Regions from separate parts of the Homo sapiens genome. Here region 2 is linked to region 1. Evidence: chromatin contacts called from ENCODE Hi-C or POLR2A ChIA-PET data. All regions are on one chromosome and are shown on one strand. The core of a region is the stretch at or near the end of the contact, and the rest is flanking DNA. Distances in the headings are between cores, read along the strand shown.

What was found. A loop is a pair of places that touch in the nucleus more often than their neighbours do. ChIA-PET counts read pairs that join two places held with the same protein, here RNA polymerase II (POLR2A). Pooled maps may share reads with other maps.
Region 2: a loop to region 1 is called in a map of naive thymus-derived CD4-positive, alpha-beta T cell, with 13 times the contacts of the local background. The contact joins the promoter of USP34-DT here to the promoter of EHBP1 in region 1. A Hi-C loop is called at or near these places in 1 of 168 maps with a recorded cell type or tissue (naive thymus-derived CD4-positive, alpha-beta T cell) and 11 of 50 pooled maps. POLR2A ChIA-PET finds 5 or more read pairs at or near these places in 1 of 52 experiments (AG04450).

What each region holds. Positions count from the first base shown.
Region 1 is chr2:62,703,329-62,710,075 of GRCh38, forward strand. EHBP1 (EH domain binding protein 1) reads left to right here and starts at 2,385. Exons shown (of 23, transcript NM_001142616.3): 1 at 2,385-2,724; 2 at 3,569-3,967. The coding sequence starts at 3,864. RefSeq lists an enhancer at 2,092-2,231 and silencers at 2,262-2,521, 2,642-2,721.
Region 2 is chr2:61,467,407-61,474,153 of GRCh38, forward strand. USP34-DT (USP34 divergent transcript) reads left to right here and starts at 3,690. Exons shown (of 3, transcript NR_185882.1): 1 at 3,690-3,973. USP34 (ubiquitin specific peptidase 34) reads right to left here and starts at 3,681. Exons shown (of 80, transcript NM_014709.4): 1 at 3,244-3,681. The coding sequence starts at 3,286. RefSeq lists silencers at 3,003-3,422, 3,513-3,592, 3,623-3,932.

The DNA of each region.
Region 1 (6,747 bases), core at 1,135-3,634:
AGAAACCCCGTCTCAAGAAAAAAAAAAGATTAATACTCGGTATTCAATAACTATCAGCAAAGCAGGCCAAAAGAGCTGAACATATTCTATATTTAATATTCTTCAATAAATTTAGTTAGTATACAGGTTGTTTTTTAAAATGTTATAGGGGGAAGAAGTAGCTGCTCTGTAGGGCCTCCAGGAGACAGCCTATGAACATGAGGTCAGTGGCAGAACAGGGTCAAGAGCTGTTCTTAATTCCTTCACTCATTTAGTAAACGATTCTAACTTTGATCTCTTCTTAGCTACCTTGGTGTCTAGAAGGAAAAATAAGAGTTTACATCCAAGACAAATATTTCCCCTAAAAAGAAGAGCTGTCATAAGAAACTATCAGTCTCTTGAAATTTTCCACAACTTGAGGAAGATTCCCTAGGGATCCTACTCCTTTATTTTTTTTTAAGACACCATTTAAAACTTATTACTTTTAAGGGAATTTCTTTACAATAAAGTCAGTCTCTCTATTTTTTCTCTCTTCCCCCTCTCCCTTTGGAGTAAGGGAAGCATGTTAAAAGAAACCAGAATGACCACATAAGAAAGTTTGAGAACTTCCAGAGAACAGTAATAAATAGGGTGCAAAAACCTTCTGATCATCATGTGGATTGTTTCTGAAGGGTAACTTGGATGAAAATAATTTATGACCATTTCTACAAATAAGCCATTAAAAAACTCCACACACTTAAAGCCTACTAAAGATGCAGAATATATTATTATATGAGATCATAATGGCTGTAGGTTGTAGTGACTTCGTAAACCACTCAGGAAGGACATCAGAGAACTCTTAATAGAAAATAAGAATCAATATGATTATTACGATTATCTTAACATTTTAGAATTGACTAGCAAAATAAGCGATAACTATGCTGTTTTCTGTAAAATGCACACTGTGCTCTTGTATTATTAGATCATTTTCTTTATTGAAAGTGGAAATTGAATTAGATACTGGATTCAAGCCTTATATCTGTCTCCCCATCTCTCTTGATTCTTCAACATGTCTCTCCACTTTGTCTTGGCCCCCAATGTCTACAGATGGACTCAATTCTCACCCATCACTGCTCTCTCTTCCTGTCCCTGAAAGAATCCTCCCTAGACCCTAACACCTTTCAAGCTACTTTGTCCATGCACCCTGCTTTCCAACCTTCGTAAGATTGAATGATCCTTGTTTCCAGAACCCATCCCGCTTGCTTTCTTTTTATGTTAGCTTGCCTCTCTTTTTTTTCCAAACTGTCTGCCCATAGCTTGCTGATGCGCCTACTTCTCTGATTATTCCTTCTCGGTCTCTTTCCCATTTTACTCTGTTTATTCCTTAGATGCTAGGATTCCCCTGAAGTTTCATTCTTTGTCCTCTTTCTCCACACCAGGGGTCTGTGAACCACCTAAAACTGAAAACAATTTTTTGTGTTTTGAGACAGAACACTTTTTCCCCCTTGAGAAAGTATCTGTAGCTTTCATATTCTCAAAAGGGCCCTTGGCTCTTTTAACAAGATTGAGTGTCCCTGCCCTCACTCTGCCTCCTCCTTTTTGCCTTTGACCACCCTTTTTATATGCTAGCTGTTCCCAAATCCATCTACAGTTCTCACTAGGGGCAAAAGAGTCCGACAGCGAAGAGGAAACCAAGATTCAAAGAAATGTTGAAGACTCCGAACAATAAGAAATTGTACTGTACACATTTTGTGTCTAGCTCAGCTGATTCAATCCCACTGAAGACCAGTTGACTCTATGTTGGGCGGGGAGCGGCCGGGGTGTCGGGGGGTGCCTGACAGGGTCATTACTTCAGGTTGTCAGGTAAGATCCCAGGAGGAACTGGTGAAATAAAGGCTATGCGCAAAAACCCTAGTTGCCAGTGGCGGAGGAGAGGGCGCGCCCAGGTCCTGGCGGAGATGAGAACAGGAGAGAAACCCACAGGCAGCTGCACTGCCCACAGCTGCAGCGAAGCCAATCTCTAGGTCTGCAATCACCCTTAGGGGCCAGAAACCCAGCCCCGCACCAGCGGCGCCTTTGACGGACAGCCACCTTCTGCAATCACCTTGCAGTTCACTATAAACACTCCCTATTCCTCCCGCCTATCGCTTCCCTCTCCAAGCCAATCAGAAGAACGGGCGGGATCGTCCTTAGTCGGTTCCTTCTTTTTTTTTTTAAAAAAAAGGTAGCCTGTGCGTCGCATTCCGGCTTCGGGGAAAAACCACCTCCCGAGCAAGGGCAAGGCGGAGCCCCTGTGATGGGCAGGCAGTTCTACCAATGAGGTGCCCCAGCCGCTGTAAGACCCGGCCGCCGAGGTGGGCGGGGCACGCGCGGGGCCTGGCCAATGGCGGCGGGGCGGTGGAGGTTGAGCTGCCGTGGGTAGGGTTAGTGTGAGAGGTGCGGCGGGGGAGGTAATGATGATGGTGGCGGAGGAGAAAGGCGGGGGAGGGGGTGCTGGGCGCTGAGCGGTGGCTCTGGCAGGGCTTGGTAGGGTGGGGGACGGTCGCGGGGCGATCTGTCAGGGAGGGGGTGGGCGTGAGGGGCGCCGTCCGCCTGAGGGGCTGCAGATCCCGGCTACCGCGAGCGCCGTGGCTGGCTTGGCTGTTCCATGTGGCTCCGGCGGGGATGGAGGACTCGGTGGCGGCGGCGGCTGCTGCTGCGGCGGCGACGGAGGAGCGGCTATGAGAAGGGAACGGGGCCAGACTCAGCCCGACAGCGGGATTAGAGGTGTGAGGAGGGGGCGGGAGTGGACGAGCGGCGGGGCCGGGGCTCGGGGTCCGGGCTGGGGTCTTCTGGTATCGCCTGGGTGACAGGGACCGCGGACGAGCCACCGCCTGTCTCCGCTGGGGGGCAGGGGTCTGGGCTCCGTGCGTGAGGAGACTGGGCTCCGGCGGACTGTTTCCCTGAGGATGGGGGAGGGAGGCACCGCACCCTGCACAGTCCACTTGCCCCGCTGGTCATTGCTTCACCCCCAGGCAGGAGTTTCCATTTCCCTCCGGTTGGCAGCGAAGGAGCCCAAGTGGCCTGGAGCCGGGACATTGCCCTCTCTCTGCCTGGAGATTTCCCTCCACTCCTCGTTCCCCATCCATTTCCTCCCTCCGACTGAAAAATAGCATTCCTCCTGGCTCCCTAATTTGTTCCAAGCACATATTGTCGGACTTGAGGCTATTAATTATCGACTGAAAAACAAAGTTTATTAAAAAATACTCCACTTCTCCCTCTTTCTGGCGGTGGACATTAAACAGCATCCCTAGACTTTCCCGCTCTGCTCGCCCTTCAGTGATGCTAACAGGGGGAGGTAGGGCCCCGAGTTACCGTCTCTCTGGATTGTTGTTGGTGCTGACTACCTGATGTGTCGCTCCACGTCTTCGGTGTGAATTGTAATTTCTTCCTTGGTGTCTTGCATCCTTGATGTTACTGGCTTTTGAGGTCAGTGTTTTGTTTCATTGTTTAAAAGACATGCAGAGAACTGGGATGGTCTTTTGCAGCGTTATTTAACATGGGTGGTTAGTCATTTCTCATGATTCTCTCCTCATATTCTTTCTCTTTTTGTCTTTGTTTTGCTTTTCAGCCCTCCAGAATACCCATCATATAGCCCCTGAGGTGGCATGGTGATGTCTCCATGAGGGAACCCCTTCCCACTCATCCTGTCACGTATATCATAGTGTTCTTGACTGGGCCATTCATCTAAGATGGGATTTACCCTGTGAAACAGGGAGAAGACTTATGGACCCCAAGCATCATTTCGAGTTGTAGTTGAGTTTTTAAAAGACATACATGCAAAGTTCCTTTGCTTTGGACCCTCTGCATTATTAAAGCTGCTGTATTGCTAACCCAGAACTGCTCCAGTGTCTTGACTGATCATCATGGCTTCAGTTTGGAAGAGACTGCAGCGTGTGGGAAAACATGCATCCAAGTTCCAGTTTGTGGCCTCCTACCAGGAGCTCATGGTTGAGTGTACGAAGAAATGGTAAGATGTACCTGGAGGTAGATTTTGCTGTGCTGTGGCCTAAGCATACTGTGGCCTAAACTCTGGGTCTTCTGATAGTATATTTACCTTTCTATAGTGCACTAGTGTGTAGAAGCTGGGTGGGGCGCAGATAACTCTAACAAGTACTGTGCTGTGCACTGTTGCTGCTAGTACCATCCCTGTGGATTTTAATTACTGCGCTTCAGTATGGCTCAGAGGACTGTAACTGTGAGAGCACACTAAATACAATAGATTTGGTTTTGAGGTTATTCATCATTAGTGTTAAAATAACTTTGATTTTTGTAATTTTAAGGAGACAAAGAATGGCTACTGAAATATTGTGAGCATTAATCCGTATATTTTAATATAACAGGCATATGATTTAATAGAGTTTTAATATAGAAGTCTATATTCTTGTGGGGTGATGGTAATCTATTTTATTTTTGTTTTTTCATTTTTCCTTGCTTAGGATAAAGAATTTTTCATTATTTGATTAATGGAATGCCATCCACAAAACCTTAGAAATTCTTTTGTTAAATGCTTACTCAGGCAACTGTATTTTATTTTAATTGCCTAATGGGATACATTTCTTGGCCAGATTTAAGGAAGCAATTAGTAGTGCTGGTCTGTGATTGGCTTTTTTCCACTTGAGAAGAGTAAATATAGGGCTTTCTTTCCATTGCCCTGAATGATAAACAACAAAAATTTTTTATTTAGTGAGAGAAAAAAGTTAATTTTAAGCAAATGGTCGTTTGGGTCTTGATTTACTGCAGTGATTAAGCAGTAATGGACTTATTGCAAAATAAGTCCATTTCTTTGTCCAGAAGGACTGTAATTCAGGTCTGTAATAATTTTTCTTTTTAACATCCATTTTATTAGATTAAAAAAATAGCTTGCTTTATTCTAGAACTCTTATATTTGAATATTTATTTGGAACTAGTTTCTGAATGCTTTTCTCTTCAACTTATTAGGAATATTATTTTAAAATCAGTTTGAGAAATGCATGCACTCATTACCTACTTTATACCAGGTACTGTGGATTTAGAGTAGAATACAACATAATCCCTGTCCTCAAGGAGTGTGCAGTCCAGTATAAGGAGAGTCACATGAATAAATTCACCGTGAGAGATGCAATAATATAAATATGTATGACATAAGGATTTTAATCTGTCTCGATACAGTTGAGTATCTTTGAGGACGGGTTATTTAACTTCTCCGTGATTCAAGTTTCCATATCCATAAAGGTCATAATGGTGCCACTTCATGGGGAGGGTAATTGTGAAGATTAAATGAGTTAATACATTTAAAATGCTTGGAACAGTGTCAGGGACATAGTGCCTAATAGATGCCATTATTATGTACAGAGGTCGCAGAGGGAAAAACAATTCTTTAAGGGTAGAGGATGAGTTGTTGGGATGGCTTCCTGGGATCTGAGCTGGGTTTTGAAAGATTCATAGTTGTTGTCCAGGAAGCCAAGGGAGAAGACGTAAAAGACATTCTAGACTGAAGCAACAACCTATGCAGAAACATGGGAGGCTTACCTAGCATGGGATGTGCTGGAAATTCAAGTAGTATAGTTTGATATTAATGGGGTTTAAAGTGTAGGATTGGGGGGCATGCAGTGAGATATGAGGTTTGAGAGTCAGGCAGGACTGAAAGCATGTTAAGTTATGTGCTGTTAATAAATGATTTGGGGATTATTCTGTAGGTGATAGGAACATAGTAAAAGATTATGAGCAGAAGAGACATTAGGTTTGCTATTGGAAAATCACCAGGACAACAGTGTAGACTGAGGATCATAGTAAAAAGGTGACTGGAAGCAGCAATATTAGGGTAGCTGTTTTAATAAATAAGGGGAGACAAAAGGTTAGGACTAGGCAGTGGCAAAGGGAATGGAGAGAATTAACTGGAGGAACACTCAGAACACAAAATGGGTAGGATTTGGTGGTCATTTCAGTTGGGGATCTGAGCAAGATGGGGATGAGGGAGAAGAAAAGGGCTAGATTGACATCCAAGCTTTTGTGTTGGAAATTTGGATGTATTTGACCAAGCTGGAGAAGGTCGTGATTATAGGTGTTTCTTAACTTGGCAGTATACTGGGAGCATCAACGTTAAGATGGTTAAATTTTAATCTTTTTCTTAAGGGAAATAGAACATTATCAGGTGATTCCTCAGTTAGAAAATCAGTTTCTTCCTCACAGTTTGCAGCCTTCCTGGAATTTTATTTCCCTAGAGCTTTTAAGTTATTAATTTTTAAATAACAATTTAAGTTATTGCTAATGTGTCTAAAGGTAAAAGCTACAGCGAAAATTTAGCTTGATTGCAGTTGAATAAATGGCTTGATTACTTTTAGGGATGGCCATTATGGTGTCCCTATTAAATCAGGTCTTATGATAGGATCTGGACTTAATACCAGAAGGATTTGGATGTTCTCCTAGAAGTATTGGGGGTACTTAATACTTAGTACCCCCAATACTTCTTGTATTGTCTAGTGGTTCTAGAACTTACATCTAGAACTTAATACCAGAATTATTTATACCAGTTCTAGAACCACTAGAACTTAGATCAGGAACAAAAACGAGAATGTCTTTTTTTCATTTGAGAGAGGGACAGTATACCAGGGAGGGCCTATTCATCATCATTCCTTGATTGCCACATGAAGGGGCTTTAGCAAATTTGGAGATGATAGGGGTTTATACCCCCTACTCTTCTTGTTGTCCTTATGTCATTTAATTATTAAATGATGTAGCTGTTGGCAAGTAGTAAGACTGGCCTCTGGA
Region 2 (6,747 bases), core at 2,440-4,939, 1.2 Mb before region 1:
CCTGCCGAGGCGGGATTACAGGGGCGCACCACCACGTCTGACTGTTTTGTGAGGTTGCTTTAATACTAATTACGTATTTTTCAGCATGACCTGGAAACACACCACCCAAAAATATGCACAATTTTATTGCTTCTCTCAGCTGGCTAAACTGTTACAGGGTGTCGTATTTAAAGATGAATTCTGAGCACATTTTGGGAGGACTGTAACTTTGTTTTTTTTTTTTTTTTTTTTGAGATGGAGTCTTGTTCTGTGGCCGAGGCTGGAGTGCAGTGGCATGATCTCGGCTCACTGCAACCTCCGCCTACCAGGGTTCAAGCAATTCTCCTGCCTCAGCCTCCCAAGTAGCTGGGACTACAGATGCCTACACCACCACACCCGGCTAATTGGTGAATTTTTAGTAGAGATGGGGTTTCACCATATTGGCCAGGCTGGTCTCGAGCTCCTGACCTTGTGATCCGCCCACCTCGGCCTCCCAAAGTGTTGGGAATACAGGCGTGAGCTGTATTCAGAGTTGCCCGGCCAACTCTGAATTTCTAAATCAACGTTGAACTGATGCTCATCTTTGTACAAGGTACAGGCGGGAAAAGGGCAGACTTTATAGGTAATTACTGCAAATGAGATCACAAGAAACACATATAATCTACTTCAACAAGTTTTATCAAGCTCCAACCACTCATGTTCATTATCATGCTCCATCATAGCCACGGATAAGCAAAGAACTACAGAAAAAAAAACAACTTTTAATAGTGTGGTATAAACTACACATGTAATTGTTGAAGTAAAAAAAATGTTTTTTGAGACAAAGTTTCGCTCTTGTTGCCCAGGCTGGAGTGCAATGGCACAATCTCGGCTCACTGCAACCTCCGCCTCCGGGTTCAAGCAATTCTCCTGGTCAGCCTCCCCAGTAGCTGGGATTACAAGCATGTGCCACCACGCTCAGCTAATTTTGTATTTTGAGTAGAGACGGGGTTTCTCCATGTTAGTCAGGCTGGTCTTGAACTCCCAACCTCAGGTGATCCGCCAACCTTGGCCTCGCAAAGTGTTGGGATTACAGGCGTGAGCCACTGCGCCTGGCCGTAAATTTTTTTAAAAAGGAAGCATCACTGTGAGATTATTGTTTAAGAGTTAAACTTTTAAATTGAGCCTCAAAGGCAATATTAAGAAACTAAGTATTTTTAGAGTCCACTGGCTTACACACAAATAGAAAATCCTTACTTGTTCATTAGAACAGGTTTCTTAGAGGGTGCACATGACCAGATTTTGAGAAGCTGGTTGAACTAACTGTATTTGCTTAAAGGTAATAAAAGCTAAATTCTATTTCAATTCTCCACATTTCTAACACTCCATAAATGCACTGCATTTTTCAGTGCTTCTAACCAAAGTTCTAGGGGTTTCCCAGATAATCTTAAATAAGACCTTTCATTATGATCAAGATGCCACCTCTTTTCAAAAGATAAACCAACTTTACTTTCTTTAGATGTTTTGTTTAAAATTTTCCAAGTTTAAGATATTTTAAAATCAGCCAGGCGCAGTGGCTCACGCCTGTAATCCCAGCACTTTGGGAGGCCGAGGCAGGCGGATCACAAGGTCAGGAGCTCAAGACCAGCCTGACCAACATGGTGAAACCCCGTCTCTACCAAAAATACAAAAATCAGCCGGGCATGGTGTGGGGAACCTACATTTCCAGCTACTTGGGAGGCTGAGGCAGGAGAATCGCTTGAACCTGGGAGGCAGAGTTTGCAGTGAGCCGAGATCATGCCATTGCCCTCCAGCTTGGGCAACAAGAGCAAAACTCTGTCTCAAGAAAAAAAAAAGATATTTAAAATCACCAACAAAATTAAGTACTTGTTCCTCATATTACATTGCAAAACGATTAACTTTCCAAGTTGAGCGTAACAATCATAATCACACGACTTGTATGTGAGATATAAAACACAGTAAGTATTGAGGATTTAAGTTTATCATATCGTAAACCGCCTGCGCCAGAAATAAAAGTATCTCAAAATACACACAAATAATCTTAAAATTCTAGGATAATTTAGGGTGACACAAATACTGGAACCTCTAGTTGGAATATGTGCAAAAGCCTATTCCACCTATCAGGAAGTAAATACGGAGTTGAAATTAAGTTAGAACCCTTCCACTTTTATTATTGTCTTTGGTCATTAAAGTGACAGTCAAACACAAATACCATGGTACATTTTATAAATCAACTGTTTTAGCGAATTGTATTACAAAATTAGATAGTCTGAAAGTCTGTGGAAATATCACAAACAGAATACAAATCCAAAACCCACATAAACTGTTCATAAGTGAGCATTTTTTCAACAATCAACTTTTTGTAAATTGATCCCTTCATCTAATTCACCTCTGCCAACTAGGCCTTTACGCCCAGAAGTAGTTGATTTGCAATATATCTTCTATAAGCTGAAATACCATCTTGCAAGGGTCGAGAATAAAATAAAAAGGCCAGAAAAGATCAACGTACCCTTTTTAATAATAAAAAGTAAAGTACCAGGTAAAAGGCCTTTCCTTCCAAGAGAGATAGGCCATAACTATCCCGGGATGGTATGTGTAGTACAGTGCTCTGCTTAACAGAATGTACCATTAAAGCGGTGAATGCTACACTAAGAAACATCATTAACAAATTTATTTTAAAAATAGGTATGAAGGTTCCAATCATCACTATCACAGTTCGTTTTCAGCTATTTAAGGTCTGGCTGAAGTGTTTAAGACACCCACAAACCCGCAAGGGAGGGAAAAACCACCACCCTGCTCCCGGGAGTTTAATGAAAATTAGCAGGTAAGAGAGGCCTCGGCAGCACGCTGGAAATCAAAGAGGGCGGCCGGAGGATTTGGACTGCGGAGGAAAGCCTCGTCCTCCGACCCCACCTCCCCGCACCTTCCCGGCAGGGCGAAGGAGGCGAAGGCGGCGAGGGGTTCATTACTGCCTTCATTAATTGACACCTGTAATGAGGAAACTTTCCGAGAGCCCAGAGCGCCCGGGCCAGGCCGAGCCGGAGCTCCGCGGCGGCCGCCTCTCGGGCGCCCAGGTAACCCGGCCGGGCTGGGCCCGAGGCGCCGCGGCGGCCGCGCCACCGCGCACCTTCCCGGGGCGCTAGGCCCGCACGCCGCCCGGCCCGGCCGTCGCCTCCCGCAGGCCGCGGCAGCCCGGGGAGGCCAGAGAGCTGCGCGAGGACCCCAAACCGTGCACCCCGACAGGCCGCTACCGCGGCTACTTACTTTCATTTAACACCTCCACCAGGTCTGCGCAGTTCTCGCACATCGTTCGGCCGCCGCCCCCCCCCTCCCCCGCTTCGGATCACACTGACTGATCCCGACCGGCGGGGGGGAGGGGAGAGAGGCGGAGGAGGGGGCCGGCCGGCCGGCGGGGCGGGGAGGCGACTAGGGCGGGCGGCGGCGGGGACGGGGCGGGGAGCAAGAGAATGGGGGAGGGGGCCGGCGGTCCCCGCAGCGGGAGGGGGAGAGGAGGGGAGCGAGGGGAGGTGCGCAGGCCGGAGGGGCGCCGAGGCGCCGGCGGCGGGGAAGGGGGGGAAGGACGGGGGGAGGGGAGAGGGGGGGAGGGGGCGGGTGGGGAGAGAAGCAGCAGAGTCACTTCACCGACCAGACGCCGCGGCCACCGCCGACGCCGCCGCCATTTTAACAGAGCGCTCGGGCTGCGCTCGGCTCTTTCCGCCCGGGCTTAGGAGCGGACGAGAGGCGCCTCGCGCTCTCATTCCTCCGCCTCCCTCCCTTTCTCGCCTCTCCTCCGCCCCCCACCTCTCCCTCCGCACACACGCCGCACGCTCCACACCCCGCCGTGGCCGGCTCGCCGCCCTCCCTTTCCTCTTCCGTCCGGCCTCCCCGCCCTCGGTCCACCCCCTCCGCGCGCTCGCCCACCCCGCCCAGCCCGGATCTCTGTCAGCGGCCGGAAGGGAAACGCGAAGCCAGCGCGGCCGCGGGGGGAGTCCGGGTGAGTAGGAGAAGATGGCGGAGGCAACGGACGGGTCGCGGTTGCGTGGCGTCGCCCACCACGACCCACTCCACGGGCTCTGAGGCCCGGGGAGCGCCAGGTCACTCGCTCCGTCCTGTCCCCCGCCCCTGGGCTTCGCCATTTTTCCCCAGGGCCTGGGTCGGGGAGTTGGTGCGGGTTTCTTTGGTGTCCCCGGCCTCTTCCGCGCTTAGGCTTTTGGGGTACGGGAAGCAAGGAGTCAACTTGGGTGCCGGGCCGGGTCTACGCCGTAGCCCTCTTTCGGGCGCAAGGGCCACTCCCCCCGGGGTCTGAGAGTGAATCAGCCCAGGGCCCGGCTTAACTGCATCGGTGATTATCGCTACCCTGCAGTTCCTTGAAGGTCCTCCGTCCTGGAGCAGTAAGATCCTTGACGTAACTAGAAATGGCAGGGTAAGGAGTGTTTGCCTGACATCGTCTCGTTTTTACGGAAGAGGGCCCCTCACGATGTGCCCATCAGCCCCACCTGAAATAGCAAGAAATCTTCTTCAGCAGAGAGCGAATAACAAGGATATTAAGATAAAGAACAGGTGAAGGGGGCAGTCAGCTGAAGCTTGTAAGGGAATTTTCCTCACGCCGGCACTTACCCCTTGCTTGCTAATTTTTGTGTTCAACGTGTTTACATAGACATGTGACTGCAAAGTCCGAAAGATCGTGTACAGAATCTCTGAACGGTAACCAGAGTGTCTGTCAAGGCTCTGTAGTCATTCTCTCGATAGCTTTTGTGGAGGTTATGGCACGCCCATCTCTCCATGCCAGAACCACCTGGTTCCAAATGCTTTGCCTTTCTGCTGCTTGAAGTTGATACTATAAACAGTCTGCCCAACCCGTTTTGTTTCCCACTAGCAGGTGATCCTTAGGATTGTAGTTCTATTCTACCATCATCTTCCCTTCTTCCTTGTCTTTCTCACAGAATTGGGTTTTTGCAGACTTACTTTGGATCCTGAGGCAGACATTCGTTGTCCACTCAACATACATTCCCACGTATCCCTTTTTTCCCTGCCAACACAACCCCAATTATTTTTATTTGAATTTTTTTTTTTTGAGACAAAGTCTCACTCTGTCGCCAAGGTTAGAGTGCAGTGGTGCGATCACAGTTCACTACAGCCTCCACTTTATGGGCTCAAGGGATCCTCCCACTTCCCTAGTAGCTGGGGCTACAGGCGCTCTCCACCACACGTAACTAATTGTTTTTTATTTTTAGTAGGGACAGGGTCTTGCTATGTTACCCAGGCTGGTCTCAAACTCCTGGCCTCAACTGATCCTCCGGCCCAAAATGTTAGGATTACAGGTATGAGCCAACGTGCTGGTCTCACGTTTTTTCAGGTAGCAGTTGAAACCAACCATCATGGTGATCTGGCTTTTCTAGGGCTGGCCATACATAATTGAGTTCCTCCTGATAAAAGGTAAGCAACAATCCTGAGAAACATAGTGGGAGCCCTGTGTCTACAAAAATTTAAAAGGTGGCTGGGCGCGTTGGCTCACTCCTGAAATCCCGCACTTAGGGAGGCTGAGGTGAGCAAATCACCTGAGGTCGGGAGCTCTAGACCGGCCTGACCAACATGGACAAAGCTCATCTCTGCTAAAAATACAAAATTAGGCATGGTGGTGCATGCCTGTAATCCCAGCTACTCAGGAGGCTGAGGCAGGAGAATCGCTTGAACCCGGGAGGCAGGGGTTGCGGTGAGCCGAGATCGCGCCATTGCACTCCAGCCTGGGATAAGAGTGAAACTCCGTCTCATAAAAAAAAAAAAAAAAAAAGGCCAGGCATGGTGGTTCATGCCTGTAATCCCAGCGCTTTGGGAGGCCGAGGCGAGAAGATCACTAAATCAGGAGATTGAGACCATCCTGGCTAACACGGTGAAACCCCGTCTCTACTAAAAATACAAAAAATTAGCCAGGCATGGTGGTGGGCGCCTGTAGTCCCAGCTACTTGGGAGGCTGAGGCAGGAGAATGGCATGAACCCAGGGAGCAAAGCTTGCAGTGAGCTGAGATCGCGCCACTGCACTCCAGCCTGGGCGACACAGCAAGACTCCGTCTCAAAAAAAAAAAAAAAAAATTACCTGGTCGTGGTGGCTCACGACTATAATCATAGTACTTTGAGAGTCCAAGGCAGATGGATTGCTTGAGCCTGGGAGTTCTACATCAACCTGGGCAACATGGCAAAAGTCCATCTCCAGTACATAAGAAAATTAGTGGAATGTGGTGGTGCACACCTGTAATCCCAGCTACTGGGGAGGCTGAGGTGGGAGGATCACTAGAGCCCAGGAGATTGAGACTGCAGTGAGCTGTGGTCATACCACTGCAGTCTAGCCTGGGTGACAGAGTGAGACCCTCTCTGGAAAAAAAAAGAAATGTAAGCAGAAATCTGCAGGATGGGTTCTTTGGGAAGAATTCCCAAAAGAATTCCTAATACGATGAGGGACAAATTCAGCTAACATACCATTTAACCCTTTCTGCCTGAAACATGGTCTTGATGCACAAAGTAATACCCATCTTGTAATTTTTTTAACAATGAAAACTTTTACCCCATTTGCGATTTCATTGTTTAAAAAATTTGATTAAACAGGCCGGGCACAGTGGCTCACGCCTGTAATCCCAACACTTTGGGAGGCTGAGGCAGGTGGATCACCTGAGGTCAGAGTTCAAGACCAGCCTTACCTACATGCTGAAACCCCATCTCTTCTAAAAATATAAAAAATGAGCCGGGTGTGGTGGCGGGCACTTTGTAATCCCA